Regions from separate parts of the Mus musculus genome. Here region 1 is linked to region 2. A link is a loop called in an ENCODE intact Hi-C map of the cell type or tissue named here. Cell type or tissue: left cerebral cortex. All regions are shown on one strand. Each heading gives the region's core, and the rest is flanking DNA. Links, peaks and the distances in the headings are about the cores only. Region 1 overlaps Cacna2d3 (calcium channel, voltage-dependent, alpha2/delta subunit 3). Region 2 overlaps Cacna2d3 (calcium channel, voltage-dependent, alpha2/delta subunit 3).

What was found. Hi-C counts contacts between places; a loop is a spot of excess contacts. Peaks named below come from ENCODE experiments on the same cell type or tissue, not always from the same donor. Only the 100,000 strongest peaks of a DNase experiment are listed, where the experiment ranks them.
Region 1: it touches region 2 in a loop (2.6-fold over the local background); 2 of 42 quality-filtered maps call a loop at or near these places.

The regions. Positions count from the first base shown.
Region 1 is chr14:28,905,018-28,910,402 of GRCm38, forward strand. It overlaps Cacna2d3 (calcium channel, voltage-dependent, alpha2/delta subunit 3), which reads right to left. Exons shown (of 38, transcript NM_009785.1): 36 at 3,269-3,381; 37 at 2,971-3,053; 38 at 1-340. The coding sequence ends at 248. Among named protein-coding and RNA genes, the nearest start is that of Gm35217, 110 kb to the left of the region's middle. In left cerebral cortex, for the core only: no CTCF peak of the experiment used is centred there; DNase peaks (open chromatin) are centred at 2,856 and 3,497.
Region 2 is chr14:28,978,635-28,984,019 of GRCm38, forward strand. Cacna2d3 (calcium channel, voltage-dependent, alpha2/delta subunit 3) reads right to left here. Exons shown (of 38, transcript NM_009785.1): 28 at 3,678-3,739; 29 at 2,523-2,567. Among named protein-coding and RNA genes, the nearest start is that of Lrtm1, 37 kb to the right of the region's middle. In left cerebral cortex, for the core only: a CTCF peak has its summit at 2,049 (motif pointing left); a DNase peak (open chromatin) is centred at 777; H3K27ac peaks cover 320 bases.

The DNA of each region.
Region 1 (5,385 bases), core at 159-5,158, 74 kb before region 2:
CTGCCTACCCAGTACAGCCCCATTTCTGATGAAGGGTGATCATGTGGCAAATTCACATTTGCATGACTGGCAAAGTAAAAAGATAACTTTTTGTCAATGTACCTGTTAGAGTTTCTATCACGCACAGTTTAAAATCATGAGATGCTGATGGCTGGGCTATGCTTATGTCTCCTATGTCGCACCATAGTTGGGTTCACAGTTTATCCATGATTTATAGCATGCCAAAAGAACATCCCATTAGTTAGTGTCACCTTGAGAAGAGACTCGAAACCAGGGGCAGCAGCAGCAAGGCCGCCTGGGCCTGAAGACTCGATGCACCCCCACACTCTCTTGCATTCTCCTGTGGGAAGAGCAGGGGCTGGTTAGAACATAAATGGCTTCCGGGAGGATCAGAAGGTTTGCAGTTTTCATACTGATGAGATCAGAGTCTTCTGACTCAGCGATGGAAGGACACGGATTTGTCTAAGTCCCACTATGCTAGAGAGCCAAATATCTAACTACAGTTGTTAATGCGCAAAATATTTAAATCACCCTTTGAATTATTTTTAATTTTTTAAATGTGTGTCAGGACTGTGACTGTGAGTCCAGAAGAGAGCATCTGATCAATTGGAGACATAGCAATTGTAACCCACCAGAAGGTGGTGCACAGGTGCTGGGAACCACACTGAGGGTCTTTGCAAGAGCAGTATATGCTCTTAATCATGGAGCCACATCCCCCCCCCCCCCGTGCCCCCCAGGTGCTCGTGGTTCTCAACCCTCCTATGCTGGAACTCTTTAATCAAGTTTGTCTTGTTGCAGTGACCCTCAACCATAAAATTATTGTCATTGCTACTTCATAACTGTAATATTGCTACTGTTATGAATTGTAATGGAAATATTTTTGGAGATAGAGGTTTGCCAAAGGGGTCGTGACCCATAGCCCTGGAAGTACTGATGTAGAACATTCAAGAGGCAAAGGGCTGTTGGTGTAGGAGTTTGCTGTGACCCTATAAAAGCACAGTAGTTCCCAGTTGGAGAGGAATTAGGTGATGGGAAGATCTGAGCAGCACAGTCAGGACAGTAGTTTCCATAGACATCTTTCTTTTTATCTGGGGGAGAGAGACCTGTTTTGGAAATAATCGGTTTATGTGTTACTTTCTCTTAAATGCATCTAGACATGTTGCTAGCTCCACTATTTTCCTATTCTCTTTGGCTGTTTTCTTTTTAATGGGTATTTGTTCTCTCAACCATTCTTTATATTTTGCCAAGGGCTTCTAGATGTATGTCTCTACCATTCCATGAGATTTGCCTATGTCTCAGGTGGTGGGAAAGGGACCCAAAGGAAGAACAATAAAAAAGCTTGAGACTGGTTTTGTCTATGAACTAGAGCAAGGTGTCTCTACCTATTGCTACTTTAATATCCTCGGGCTATTACTAATAAGTATCATTTGAACTTCTTTCAAGTTTCTACTGGCTTTATTATATTTTTCCTAGGTAGGTCAAACCATTTAAAACAGTTAAATGGGGATGTTTTCTCCCATAATTTCTAGCCTTAGACATCTAATTTTTAGACTATTCACGAGGCTGCTATTTTGGCACGTAAGGCTAATCTATATGTGATTTTCTTGACTGTTTCCTTATAAAATGACTTTCTGGTTACACTGACCTCTATCTCATTATTCTAAAGACAGAGAAAGTAACAATTTTATATGTTTATCTTATATTCAATTGCCAAAAAAAAATACATATCTTGTTAACTCTAGTAGCTTTTATTTTAGTTACCTAGTGGTCTAAGTATGCAGTTCCTGACAGCTATTCATTTTGAGTCAGGGTCTTACTCTGTTCCTAAGTTTGGCCTTGAACTTGTTCTTTTCCTGCCTCTGCCTCCCAGGTTCTGCAGTATAGGTGTAGCTACCACACCAAGCTCAACTCCTTACTTAAATTCAAATTGTTTATATTTGCATAGTGACATTTGGCTCGGCTCACTGAAATATTAAAAATTTTTTTTCACCATATATACAATATATACAACATGTTGCTATCAATTTCCCTTTTGAGTATAGAAATTTAAAATTCTTAACAAACTCTAATTTATTATAGATAAAATACTGACAGTACTTATTACAGATTGTTTACTGACTTTTAACATCTTATAAACCAGATAGCCTATAACACATTATAATTATGTGTTATTTGAACATGCACAGACATGAAGAAGGCTGAGGTGACATTTTTCAACAGTAGGCATTAAATCTCTCTATAGTTATGGAAGTAGGCAAGCTTTCTATTTTGTGTAGTGGTAGAAGTGGAGTTCATTTATAAATTTATTTTTCTTTGTTTTAAAATGGTGTCAATGCAGAACGTATGCACACTCACCTTCATTAGGAGTGGGCTTCTGCACTTATTATCATCATAGGTGTGACAAGGAAGGGGTTTGGATGCAGGTGTATCTAACCTGATGCCCACACACCTCCCAAGACACAAAGGAGTACAGGCCAACAGGTTTATAGACAACAATATATTGAAGTGTCAAAAGGCTGGACAGCCCTGGTCTTGCTTCTTATTCAGTTCCATTGGAGGTGACCATGTGATACTAAAAATGCCACTTTTTAAATGTGAATTTCTTGTAAACAAAAGACTATCTGAAATAAGCAGTGGGAATTCACTTTATCTTCCACTTAAGATAAATAAACTATGATAGAGCTTCCTTGTGCATGGTAAAATTGCAACACATCTAAAATAAGAAAGACAGAAAAAGATTTAAAAATATATATGAACACCAAAGGAAACAATTACTAAGCAGAGATGAAATAAGGCACAGATGGGCTGCGCATATCCAGAACCACTAGCTGCCGTGTAGCCCCTTTTTTTAGTTTCCTAAAAGGAATTCTTTTCTCTTGAGTCAAGGTTTTAGCTGCAGTTCTCAGTGACTATGAGGTTCTCATTGTGAATCTGATGGGAAAAGAAAATGGCAATGGTTCTCAGACTTGCCTCAGGATGGAAGCCGTGGCAGGATTCTGGACGTCGTCTGATCTTCTGAGCCTTTAACCGTTCACACTTAAGGGATTCATTATGTTGACTGTAGTTAAGGCGTGCTTCTGACAATGACTTCTCTCATTCTGAATTTCAGGGGTCAAAACTTGGCACTAAAGTATCTCAACCACTTCCCTCTGGATGCAGGTAAACAATGGAACCTTTCCCTCTGACATGTCTCCCTCCAGTGGACTTACAGTTGCTCCCCCTTTACCAGTGGCAGCCATAGTGGCTGGACCCACACACAAAAGGATATACCTGATTTCAATGGGTGCCATGGTTATAGGAGCCACGGACTCACAGAGACAGCTACTGTCCACCACCACCATGAACAGATTGCTACTCGGGATTTGCTGGATGACGAAGGACCTGTGGGAACAAGAGGTAACGAGATGGTGAGAGGCCACTTACCCTTGTCTTTAACCCCAGGCTACAGTTCATCCTTGTAGGGAACTCACAGCTCGGAAGCTCGGGACAGCTGGTCACATTGCATCCATAATTAGGAACACCAAACAGTGAATTCAGGCAATCCTAGCTCAGCTCATTTTCTCCACCCTCACATAGCTTAGGATCCTTTGCCTAGGGAGTGGATTTTTCCATTTCAAATAACAAACTGAAGATGAAGAAATACCCATAGGCCAATTAGATTCTCTTCCCAGATGATTCCAGATTGTGTTCACTTGACAATTAGCACAAGCCAGTACACCATCTCTCAAATGAAAAGATGGATGAGAGCATTTCCCTTCTGTGTGGGAAGAACTCTAATGATTTATGGAACTAGGTTCAGAGATAACCTTCCCAGGAAGTTCCCCGTTTCAGTGAGGTGCTTTAATGGAAAGTACTAAGCTGGAATAAGAAAACAACTGTATTCACTTGAAGTTAGTACGACTCATTTTGATGAGACTGGGATTTTGCCTCAGTTTTCAAAATTTACCTTTTTCATATCTAACTTCATTCCCTAGATTGAAGGACTCTCACAATGAAACTCAAGCAGGCCATTTCCTGCTTCTCTACAAAAGCCTTTTAGTTTGGTAGTAGAATGTCCAGAGCCAGAAGCATCTCACTGGGCTCTTGGTTTTCTTCTGGGAGGAGTTATTCCCTTCCTTGCTGTGTGCCAATGAGAATTGAGACAGCGCATCCCCTAAATCCATTCCTCACCACTTTGTTCTTTAGCTACCCAGAAAAGAGGAGAATGTTTCCAGTGAAACTGATGCTAGACATTGAAGAGGTTCTAGAATGCATGTTAACTTCAGAACTAAGATTGTATAACACCTCCAAACACTGGTACCTGTCAGTACAACGAGGCCAACTGTGGCTAGCTTGCTGGCATCACCATCTTTGCCCTGCCATGATCTGAAGAAGCTTTATAGATGTTAAAGTCTTGGTTGTCTAGAGCATTTGGAGTGTGCCAAGATTTGGGATGAGGTGGGGGGGGGAGCTAAAATTATCATAGTCTATCTTAGTCCTTTAATAGACGTTCTCCTTAACATTCTTTTAATTATTAGAGATATTCTCTGGGAATAAGCTCAGAAGAGGCCCAACTCCTACTGACACCAAAGCTAAGAATGCTAAGATCACATCAGAAACCTTGCTTTGTTAAATGTCTCCACTAAGGTATTTGGAAAATGTATTCCCTTATTATTTTGTTTAGATAGGTGACCTCAAAAGTTGATGTAACTTCCTCCATGGTGGAATATGTCATTCAGGGTGACTTGAATCTGTTTTCAGGCCATGGTCATTAATATTTGGCTTAGAATAAATTACCTCCTCATTTCTATTAAAGCAGGCATATTATATTATGTCAACAATTTTGGTGCCTTGAAATGGACCCCCAGAGAGTATCTACTTTTGCCAGTCACTTGCATTGTAGTCATGCACTAGCATGGACTGACTGTGATCCATATCTCAGCCCGAGATGACTCCTTAAACGGATATTGGAGAGTCTTTTCTGAGGCCAGCATCTTTGTTTTGACTGATAAGTCGTATTCTTAGTTTATTATGTTAGGGTGTCTACTGATAAAACATTTGTTGGAACTTCTGTTTATTATTGGTTGGCTTTTGTTTTTCCACATGGCTCCTCTATTATTTATATTTGTAGTTTCATCTGTCTTTTCTCAATCGTTAAGATTTCTTCCTTTTGGTTTAGAATTATAATGTGTACCAACTTCTAAAGATGCCAGGATGAGCAGTACTTGTTCCCTCTGGCCTGAAAAGATACATTTAAGAAAGTGACTGGATTTTGTGGCTATGCAAGGGACCTCGGGATACACAGTGGTGTCAAGTTTCCCATATCACTTTATTCCTGGGTCAGAAGAACAACTTACATTGGATCACCCAGGAGGACACATATAGGAGGTGTTGAGCTCTGTCAGC
Region 2 (5,385 bases), core at 85-5,084:
GTGTCTGAGCAGTCTAAGGAAGTAGACCATTCTCTCTTTGGTGGTGCAGGCAGGGTCACAGGTTGAGAATGAGCCCCAAAGCTGATTTTAATGGGGGGCTTGGTGATTTGGGGGCAGCTGGGGAAGAGAAAGGACAGGAGACAGCTCTATGAGGCTAATTAAAAGTTATGAAAAGAGTGACACATGGCAGGAGTCTGTTGGAAAAAAAAATGGCGTTGGGTCCAAGTGGGAAGGCAGGCTGAGTTTTCATTGAAAACATGGCAATTGGTTGCCTAGAGACAAAACTTAATAGTCAAAAGCAGAATAGATGAAAATTTAAAGGACAGACTGGGCATGAGCATCAGATCAATTTTTAAAAAGAAGATCAATTTAAGGCTTACTTTTCAAAGTATGTGACCCTTTAGGACACAGGGTTCCTAAAGACCATGGTACTAATGAGGACTTTGCAGCATACATTTATTGTTCCCTAGTGTATGAGCCATTGCCACCTAGGGCTTCAGGCCCAGGGAGCAACCACTTTTGGGGAGGAACAGTTTGGTGCATGTTCGGTTTAGGGCCAACAGTAGTAAATGTGTGCCTTTTCTAGGAGACGTTGTAGAATTTTTCATTTTCCCCCCATACATTCTTCCCCGTGACTCTAGAAATTTCTACACCCACTGCTGTGTGGTTGGAGAAGCAGAGGAAAAGAAAGGCTTGGAAAATTGTCCAAGATTACAGTGCTACCTAATTTCAGAGTCACAGAATCTCAACAGTCTAACTTAATGGCTCGTGTCTTTAAATACCACCATATGCTACCTTCCCCATCATTCAAAGTGCAAACACTAGCTATTTCCAAGCTTAGAAGGAGATGTGCCTTCATCTGTCTTTATACAGGGATACACCTACATGGTATGAGTTGTAGGAAAATAAAAATACCACCTCTTGCTTATGTAAAACTGTTTAAATAGTCATGCACATGTATAGTCAACCACTCATTCATCTAACCAAGTTTCCTAATGACCATCCATCCTTCCAGCCAGCTATCCAGCCAGGCAGTCTCTGGATCTGGGATTTGCAGCAATACCCACTGTAGTCTAGGACACACCTTTTGGTGCCATCTGAGCACTCCAGAGAGGCAAGAGGATGGAGTTTGAACCCAACAGCTCTTACTAACATGCTGGCATGCCTTAAAGCCAGGAGGGAAATCTGAGCCCCCCTGGTTAGCCTATAAAAGTTATCCCCAAGCTTCCTAAAAAGGATGCTGAACATTCTTCAGGGAAAATTGTTTTTGATCTGGTGATCAGAAAAAGTTGGGCTTCTGCTGAAAAGATGATGGATTGGCTTTTGCTCTGCAGATATGGTGACTCATAGTACGATAGCAGTAGGATAACAATTTTTCTTTTAAGCTGGCAGCTAGACCACTGAGAACCAAATAAAATTTTTTTTTCTAACTCTATCCTGGACTCCCTTTTATATAAACATTCTTGTTTTCCATTTGTCTACTTTTAAAAAACTCTACTCTTGCCCTATGCTTTCTGGGTTGAAATTATGTTTGGAAAATGTTCCTGAAATCCTTGTAACCAGAAGGATTATAAATATCTGATTATAAAGTTAAACCATGGGATAGAGAGGTACCATGCTGGCTATGACCAAAGGTACATCCAATGGAAGGGCTTAAGAGGGTAACACATTAGTTTCTTCTATTGCTGACCTGAATGATTCAAATCCCTCACTATAGAGGAGGGAGGGGGAAGGGGAAATGATAGAGGCATCTTAGGTAGAAATAGCTATGCTAGAATGAAAAACTGTGACTTTCAGAGCTCTTCCCTCCAGATTTGCAGTTTACTAATTCCATGAGATGAATCAAACCACTCTTTCATTTCAATCTCCTCTTTGATTTTCTTTTCTTTCTTCTACTTCTTACACACATACACACACACACACACACACACACACACACACACACACACACACACACACACACGTCTTGCTATATATCCTGGCTGGCTGGGAACTCTCTATGTAGCCCAGCCTGGCCTTGATTTTAGGATCCCCTCCTGCCGCCACCTCTTGGCTGAGTTCTGGGATTACAGCTTTACACCACACTGGTCCACTTAGCCTTTTGTTTTCTTATAAACAGAGGCAATACTTCCTACCTATTTAACCTGTTGTTCTGATGGTGGGAAGAAGATGAAGCACGGCCACAAAGCTTTGAGAAATGTAATATGATCTTTAAATATGAGTAATGTCTCTTACATCTTATAAATAAGACACTAACGTTCTATTGCCTCAGTCTAGGAAACAGCTAAAGCATATTTCTCTGGCTCTCCGAACCAAACTATGCGATTAGGGGTGGGGAACAATGTCCTCTCTGTCTGTCTGTCTGTCTATTTGTCTGTCTGTGTCTCTCTCCTCCCCCCTCTGGAGGGTGGCCCAGAATAATAATGTGTCAGGCCTGGCTCTATACACAGTAGCATTTCTCTGTCTAACTGCGCTGTCTAACACTTCCTTTGGCCAGAAACTGGACCAGGAAGGTGCCTTACCTCGTCATCGCAGCTTATGGAGCATTTGCCATCCAGGGAGGCACACTGTTGTGGGAAGGAAGCAAGGGGAGTCATGTTACTGGGTCATTCATCCCAGCATGTGCTGCAGCTGCTGCTTAGCTAAGGAGGTCATGGCCTGTGATGCAAGTACCAGGTTTCATCCAAAGGGGACGCTTCAAGATGAGGCTTGGCCATGTTCTCTAGAGTCTACATGAACTCAGAATCTCATACTATAAAAGACACAATGTAGGGAGTTCTGGCTCCTTCCCATCCCTCTTAATTTATGTTGTCATTCAACGCTGATGGTATCTCTTAAAGATCTCAGATCTTCTGGTAACAAAAGATATAATTATGTCATTATTTAATTTAAAACTATTTCTCAATGACTTTAAAAGGAAACCCTTGTTTATGTTCTTAGATTATAGTTTCCTATGTATCATAATTTAAGAAATGATAAGCTCCTTATGCATCCACCCTTGAATGCATCTCTAGGTTGGTGCCATATTATGATGAGTGCACACTAAACATGCAAGTGCTGGTTTGCCTATTGTGTGCTGATCTCACTTTTGCTAGAAGTATACTTCTAATGTTTAGAACTAGGCAGGTGGAAGAAATAACTCCATGTCTACTGCTTCTGTTGAACACTAGATGGATGTCCCTGACAAGTCTTAGTTCATAGACCATAGCAATGGAGAGGCTTTCCCCTGGATTTCCCAAGTGCAATAGCCCCTTGATGTTCTTTGGCCAGAAAGGTAGATACATGTCTTGACCAAGCAGGTCATAGGATGGCCTTCTACAATTAAATAAGGAGAAGCATAAATAACTATCTGGACATCACAATATGATCATCAGTAAGTCACTGTGAAATAACAGAAGGCCCTGATATTAAGGGAAAAACTCCTTTTGTAAAGTCACTCTGTTGATCCCATAATTTAAGTAGTTCCTAGGAGCAAATCCCCTGCTTTGCCCAGCATGTGGTATCAAACATGCTGACAGCCTGTGTTTTACAGTGAAATGAAAGGTAATCCAAGGAGCTGGCAATTCATTTTACAAACATTCATCAGAAATCTGGCACTGTTTGCCCCAGCTACCCATATGGGGACACCTGTATAATAACAGTGGTGCTAATACCTCGAGATACCGGCTAGAGCTTACCTGTCTGCTGGCAGTCCAGAACTTCCTTTGGAAGAATTCAAGTTTCATCTGAATGCCTACAGCTGGGACAGATTACAAATAAAAGAAAGCATCAGAGAACCCTTTCAGATTTCAGGTTGTCATTGGAACTTATCCATCATGGCAAGATTGCTGACACAGGCATACCAGAAAAAAAATATATTAACACTGACCCATACACCCATGATTTTCCAGAGTTCCAGCTCTGAACTTTCTTCTTTTGGATAAGGAAATCTCAAGGGTCCTTGCACTTAGATCTCTATCACAAACTAAAGTCAGTGTAGATGTTCTTTGTAGTGGCATTACTTCAGTGTGCATCTCTAAATGTTATACATTTGTAGCACCAACACAAGCTGACATTTGTCATAAAACTATCTAGAAGCTAAATAAATATCTCTTCCATTCTTCTTTTTTTTTTTTTTTTGAGCTATTACTTTTAAAACTCAATATATCCTGCATGGTGTTTGTTTGTTTGTCTGTTTGTTTGGAGATACAACATCTGAAAGGCAGCAGCAGTTCTGAGTTTGCAAGAGTCACTTCACTCTGATGGGACTGGCTGCACTGGCCCCTAGTGTCCAGATCCCAAGCCTCTTCTCTCCCTGGGAGAAGAAGAGAACACACAGCTCTGTGTGTCTGTGGAAATCTTCCTAATCCAACAGTAAAGGCTGGCCGCATTGACAGATATTGATGGAAACTCTAGGAAGTGGCATTTGGTGGGACCTTCCAATTAAAGCACAAGCAGGCTCATCACATTTTCCCCCAGGGAAGTTACATCAACATATCGCAAAGCAAAATGGTCAAGAGCCCAAAAATCATCAGATGCTGTTCATACTTTACAGGAGTTCAGAGAACGATAGGGCTGGGCAGATGGGGGCAGAAGGAGATGTACCCTAGTAGAATTTTACACACTGGTCTGGTGTATAAGGCCTTTCCAGGACTGGCCTGTCTGCACATTGCCTGTATGCTATTTATCTTTCCTTCAACACTGATGGTAACTTCAAACTAAATAATAATAAAACCAAGAAGCTTAAAAAAAAATCCTGGATGATAGTATAGCTAGAATTACAGGGAAAGAGGAAAACTCTAAGTAAATTGCTGGTCATGGTTGGTCCCCAACAGAATGGAATCTCCTGGGGGACATGGAGAAGAGAAGCACTCATGAAGGACATCTTCCTCTCTCTGCCAAGTTCGTGTAGCTCAGACTTTCCAGAGGTGCAGGAGGAGAAGGAGTTTTCATAAAGGCAATTTTTTTCCTTTTATAAAGTGTTTCTGCTCTGGAGTCTTTAATGTGTTAGCTCTACAGACCTACAATGTACCCTTTCCATACTTGGTCAGACTATGAGATGAGTTGCTCATTTCTGCCTTGAAGCAAAGGTCATTGAAAACCTGAAGAAAACTGCTCATGGAGTCTGGGGAACATTTGTAGCATTTCAAATAAAACCTGTCTTTCAAAATGAATATCGGATCAAACCAGGGTGCATACTACAGTGCAGGTGGGATTCACTCGGGTGTGCAGGGAGCTGAGGGCTGTATCTTGCACTTCAGAAAGGCTTGGGAGGAGTACTATGGTTTTACCAAAGTCAGGCAGCAGCTAACAGCAACTGGTTTCAGAAAAGAAGACCCCAGAGTTGCCATTACAGCGGGCAACTGGTATCTAGGAGGATCAAGAAGAGTTTCTGTCTTCTACTTC